Linked DNA regions of Mus musculus: region 2 is linked to region 1. Evidence: chromatin contacts called from ENCODE Hi-C or POLR2A ChIA-PET data. All regions are on one chromosome and are shown on one strand. The core of a region is the stretch at or near the end of the contact, and the rest is flanking DNA. Distances in the headings are between cores, read along the strand shown.

Region 1 (3,048 bases), core at 410-2,909:
GGCAAGATGTGCCGAGCATCCAGGAGGCTGGCCCAGATCCCATTCTAAGTGCTGAGGGGGGCAGGAAGCTCAGGAGAAACATGTTCTGTTCCTTCCTCTGCAAGAACCCAGTTCATTAGATCCAGAAGGAAGAACCCAGAGCCAAGTCCATGCACTGAGTCTCAAAGCACATGTGGTGGCCTAGGGCCCATTTTCTAGGGACACGATTCCAAGCTGGGTTTCTTTCTGTTGGAGGAACATCTCAGAAACTGGCCCTGGCTTCTTCGGCTCAGGAGTGATGATGCTCTCAGGGTTGCCATCAGGAGAAGGGACCACAAAAGCTCACCTGAACTACGCGACCTGGGTTTGCTGTGGTAACTGGGAATATTTTCTGAAAGCCCCAAAGAGCCATGGAGTCAGCTCAGAAAAACACATCCAAGATCAACAGGGGATTCAGTCTGAAGGGAGAGTCGAGTTTCTCAGGAAGGACCAGAATGAGAAGAGGGGAGGGGCTCCCTAAGGCATACATTCTTAGAATAATGGCTTTAAGGAAAGAAAAGTAAAATTGACAAACTGGAAGAATTTTCCCTCATAACTGTCTAAGCCTCAGTCTGTGCCCTTCCGAGAAATGCAGGCACTGGGTCCAGGTGGCACCCCATCGCCACTGTCCAACGCGGAAACTGGTCTGAGCATCTCAAACACACTCCTGCGGGCAACATTTAAGTTTGGCTGGCATTTGGGACATGCTTCTGAAAGCCCTTAAAATATTTACAGGCTTCAGGGACCAGGTTGTCACTGGAGAACGCAGAAAAACCTGGAGTGCAGACGGAAGGACCCCTAGGCATCACAGGAAAATGGGATCTTTAAAATCATCTCACTTGGAGAACAGAATGTAACAATCTAGAGGTCAAAGCTGGGCACGGACAGGATCTGGCCCACCGGAACTGTGAATGTGCTGAGAGCAAGCCCAAGAGCCCTGACCAGGCTTCCCCGTGCCCAGTGGGCAGGGCAACAACTTCCCTCCTTAGTCCCAAGGTTGGTTCCAGGATTTGGCTCTTCTGTGGATATTTCTCAACTTAGGACACTGATCCACTTGGCCGTGGAATGTAACAACATTCCAGGCAGCCAGCAGGGAAGGAGGGCTCAGTTCCCCTTTAAACTTGAAAGCACGTCATTGTGGTTTTGGCTGAGTGGCCAGCACACTCCACCCAGGCTCTGGCCCGAATGCCGCCCACCTCAGCAAGTTTCGAGGGGAACAAGGCTAGTTAGTCACTTGATCTCAAGACTGAAGTCCCAGAGAGAACAAGAAGATCGGCCCCGTGCCAGCATCCAGCTTCTCATTCAGTCACAGAAGGTGGGAGAGCAGACATGCTGCTGTTCGCTGACCTTGCAATGAGGTTCAATAGAGGACCTCCTAGACTCCTGCCTCCTGCCATGACCTGTTCCAGGTGTACAGAAGCTCGCTGGCTGACCTCACTCGGCTGGCTCAGACAGAACATTCCTTTCTCTTCTACTAGGTTCCACCAAGAGGGAGAGAGCTTTGATCAGTGAGTTCAAATCCTAGATGTCCCTGGAGCAGGACCATTCAAGTTGGGAGGATGTGTGTGTTGGCACCCTGTCGGAAGCCTCAGGCTTGGCTAGGGCTCCTGGAGGGAGGGCCCTCTGCTGCCCATTACCCTGTACTCCCCATTGCTGACTCAGAACCACCCCTCTTCACTCTGTGCCTGTGGAGTCAGGCAGGTGAGAGGTCCCTTTGTCCCCATCCCAAACCTGTGGCAGATAGCAGTTGGGGTGCTGGGAACTGGACCAGCAGCCCCCAGATACCCTCAAATTCATCTCCCTTCACTCACCCCTGTGCGCCCAGGTTACAGCCGGAGTGCCAGGAGGAGGAGGATGGAGGAGGACGGATGCGTTCGTGGTCATCCTGCATCTGCAGCCGAATGGGCCTGCGCAGCCCCCAGGAGATGTTCAGTAACCCCTCCACAATGAACTCGTCTTCCTCCTGCCATGAAACAACCGAGGGTGCTGAGCCCAGAGTGGATCCATAGGATGCGAGGGAGGGAGGGAGCAGTGAGCAAATCCTAGCTCTGAGGCACGCTCTGCTGGGAAGTTCCAGCTCCTCACAGATGACCTCAAAGGTCAACAGCACAAGGTTCTCAGCAGCATGTGGGAGATCCCCAGCAAGACCCTGTTTCTTTAAAACTGAGACACACGTGGGCAATTCATCAAACCGTTTTTATTGCCTTCATCTTAATGACTTTAAGGAAATCAGAGTACAATAAGAGGTGTGATAGCTCCTATCTATAGTGTCAGGACTCAGGAAGTGGAGGCAGGAGGATTGCCAACAGTTCCAGGCCAGGATGAGCTTCAGAATGAGCACATGACCAAAATCAACAAGGAAGGAAGGAAGGAAGGAAGGAAGGAAGGAAAGGAAAGGAAAGGAAAGGAAAGGAAAGGAAAGGAAAGGAAAGGAAAGGAAAGGAAAGGAAAGGAAAGGAAAGGAAAGGAAAGGAAAGGATAGAGGGAGAGAGGTGAGGGAGGGAGGGAGGAAGGAAAGGAAGGAAAGAAAGGAAGGAGAGAGGAAAACAATTAAGATGGAAGGAAGGAGAGAGAAACAGAGAGAGGGTCAGAACCTCTCTTAAAATAACAGAGACTGGCCTAATTAGAAGCAAGGACAAAACCCTAGAACTGGCTGTTTCCCCTTGCGTTTAGCAATCTGACCTGACTTTGGGTAACAGAGATTCAAAGCTTCCCCCAAGTTTACTTACAGAGCACGTTCCTAGAGCAGAAGTGTTGCCTTAAAAGGTGTCAAGTGTCTGCTAGCTGCAAGCCACAGTCCTCATCTAATTATTTTTTAAAGAAGAACTAACTCCCCCAGTGTTTTTCATAATCTAACACACCACTACACCTCCCAAGAGGCGAATAAATCCTTCAGGAATTCCAAAGTTATACTCAGAGGTTGCTGACTAACAAGAAGTTCAACATAAAACCCTCCCAGATGCAGCCCCTCCAATCCTATTTTGACTGTGAGGTCTCAGAGAGTTGACGACAGGATTGTTCTAGTTTGTT
Region 2 (2,937 bases), core at 396-2,895, 36 kb after region 1:
AAAGGTCCATGCAGAATAAATGGCCCAGCTCCGAGAGCTGGCAGTTGGTTTGAAGTAATGGGAGAGACTGCTAGAGAGCTTCAGCAGGGACAGCAGCATTGTCTCAGGGCTTCAGTAGAGCTGTGTTGGATGAAAAACAAACACTAACTATGGTGTGCTAAACTGCCTTGGACGGAGATTCGTCTCGTGTGTAGCTCTCACGCTGTCCTCACAGAGAAATAAAACAATCAAATGAATAATAGCAGCAGCCAAACACAAGTAAGTGATGGAGAAAAAAGAGGAAGTCAGCTTGTTTGGTCATCACAGATGGAGGAGTGAAACACAGCTGTGGGATTCGGGAATCCTGAGAACGTGGCCAGAGACCTTCCGTCTAAGGTCATCTCAGAAGGGAGCCTTTCGACAATAAGATCCTCGAATTTAGACCAGTGAGGGGTCTCATCAGTAGTAAGAGACCTTGCAGCATGGAGCTGTCTTGATGCATGTCTGAGCTGCATGATGGAGCATCCTCAGCCATGGTAGAACCAGGTAGCTTCTAAAGCTTCAGGAAGCACTAAAGGAATAGGCATACTTACCCCTGAGAAAAGCCTAAACGCGGGAAACCTGGGGACCCCATGTGTGCCCTACAGTCAGGGTGAGAGGAACATAGACGATACCTGGGCCATTCTGGGGATCGCGTGGAAAGTGGGATATCTTGGTAGGGACTGTGGGGGAAGGAGGCTGAACCTACAGCAAGCATGCCATCCACTCAGACCAGAAGCCCCTTCTCATCCCGATGGCTAAGATATGACATAGTCCCATCACCACCATTAGGGTGTGGCCAACAGAGGCATTGCAGAACTAACCTAAACAGCCAGGTTTGCCTGAATTCTATCATCACGGTTTTTGTTACCAGCTGCACAGAGTTTCAAAGAAGAGAATAAATTATGATTTTTAAGTGTTGTTTGTAGCACACCAGAATATTTAACATGGAAATTCAATGTAAGTGTGTTGACGCTTTCCTGATTTGAATCTGTGGACAGCAGGTGTATCAGCTTTCACCTGGGCATCGTGATGAACTCAGAACCAGAGCTGGGAAGGAAGACCAGGCGTTCAAGACCAGCCTCAGCTCTGTAGTAAGTTTAAAGCCAGCCTAACTACATGGAACACTCTTATAAACAAACAAGAAACAAAAAACTCAGAACGAGCCTCCAGCATTTGTTGAACTACTGTAAGATGAACAAGTATTCCTCAGGTTGAAGATGGCGCCCATCTCCACCATTTTCAGTGCCAGGCACTACGTGGAAGTGTCCAGAAAGAAAGAACAATAAGCTGTATAAGGGGCAACCTTATGGAACTGCTCACATCTGGTTCCAGGCTTAAGAGGTGGCAGGAGCTCCTAAGATGGGGAGAAACATTCTGGACTGAGGCAAAGAGTAGCAAGTTCAAAAGGCATGAAGCCCCAGCTCAGTGGGAAAGCAGCGTGTGGTGCTGTGTGCCTGGAGCAGTGTGGAAATGAGAGGTGTTTTATGTTCCACTTATACGGCCAAGAGTCAGAACCCAAAGATGAAATGAGCTGCCTGTGTCCCATGGCGTTTCAGCAACACCAAGTATCTTTCCCTGTGTGTGAAGGAGTTCAGACTGAGGGCTGGCCAGGGAACATACACCACCTCCCTCTCACGTGGGGTTATAGAGAGGAGCCAGCTGCTGGGAGTTGCTTCCAAGGCATGCTTCCTGGGCCAAGAAACCTCAGGAAGACGCCAAACAGGGGCGGGCAGGACTGCACAACCAGCAGGAGAGAGTCCATGGGCTCTTTCCAGCCGACCCTGAGACGCTGAGCCTCTGCCAGAGCTGGCCCGGTCTCTGCAGTCGCAAAGCCAGCTCTCAGGGTTTCAGCACTGTGAGACCTTGACTGCTTTCCTCCCTGTCCCGGCCCTCCACCCTCCTCGGTACACGTGGAGATGAACTATCAGCATGTTCTTTCTCTCCCACGTTCAACCTAATCACTTCGCTATGGAGACTTTCCCAAGCTTTCCCACTGTGCCCTGATTGAGAACAGGCCTGAACTGTCCAGCCCTTCTAACAAGCTTAACCAATTCCTCTCCAGATCCTAGTTTCCAGGGAAGCCGGCTTCTGAAGCAGCTAAGTGAGTCTCCACAGAGAATGTATGTCCGGTCTGTGTGCTATGTTCTAAAGGAATGATAAGGTTGCACCCAGAAACACAGGGAGAAGGTCAGCTCAGAGGAGAAGGACAGAGGGGTGGGAGGAAGTCAGGTCACCTTTGTATCATGGGCCATGGTGAAGAGGTTGGGATTGCCTTCCTAACGAATGGGATGCCCTTTGAATTTACTATGAGCATAGACTACATAGTCTTGAGGTAGCAGTAGGTGTGGTCACACCCTTTGTGCATGTACAAGTTCTCTCTGGGTTAACAGACACCTGTGTGGGCACACATGCATTTGTGCACACATGGGTGTGCTTCTCATTGACTCTCTAATTATTATTTTGACGTAGGGTCTCTCTCCGAACCTGCAGCTCACTGATTCAGCTGGCCCGGCTGGTTGACCATCAGTCAGGTCCAGCCCTGGGATTACAGGTGTGTGCTGCCCTGCCCAGCTGTCCATATGGGTAACTGGCGATCTGAACTCGGGTCCTTATACTTGTGTAGCACACACTTTATCGACTAAGCCATAGCCCCAACCCCTTGGTAACGTCTTTAAGACCGGCAGGGAATTGAGGAAGAACTCTATGAAAGGAAGGCTATTTTCTCTGTGTGAAGTAGAAAGCCCAGGGCAGCTAGAGTTACACAGTTAGGAAAGGTGGACCCAAAGCAAGGAAAGTAAGGACAAGCCCGAACCCAAAGAGTCACATCAGGAAACACTGGCACCCGTGTCTTCTTTTCACATGCCAGGGAGTGGCTGGTGGGAGATGGCAGAGCCCAGATCGGGGAAAGAAGGGTGA

Evidence for each region. Hi-C counts contacts between places; a loop is a spot of excess contacts on that map. ChIA-PET counts read pairs that join two places held with the same protein, here RNA polymerase II (POLR2A).
Region 2: a map of gastrocnemius shows a loop between it and region 1 (6-fold over the local background). The contact joins two enhancer-like sites. A Hi-C loop is called at or near these places in 4 of 37 maps with a recorded cell type or tissue (adrenal gland, gastrocnemius, regulatory T cell and 1 more). POLR2A ChIA-PET finds 5 or more read pairs at or near these places in 2 of 5 experiments (Patski and embryonic stem cell).

What each region holds. Positions count from the first base shown.
Region 1 is chr2:132,005,537-132,008,584 of GRCm38, forward strand. It overlaps Rassf2 (Ras association (RalGDS/AF-6) domain family member 2), which reads right to left. Exons shown (of 11, transcript NM_175445.4): 4 at 1,830-1,981. Among named protein-coding and RNA genes, the nearest start is that of Rassf2, 23 kb to the right of the region's middle. Within about 2 kb of position 1,660, at least 1 of the 3 ENCODE cell types and tissues checked has a DNase peak (open chromatin) inside an H3K27ac peak, as active enhancers do.
Region 2 is chr2:132,041,551-132,044,487 of GRCm38, forward strand. No RefSeq gene overlaps it. Among named protein-coding and RNA genes, the nearest start is that of Gm31179, 13 kb to the left of the region's middle. Within about 2 kb of position 1,646, at least 1 of the 3 ENCODE cell types and tissues checked has a DNase peak (open chromatin) inside an H3K27ac peak, as active enhancers do.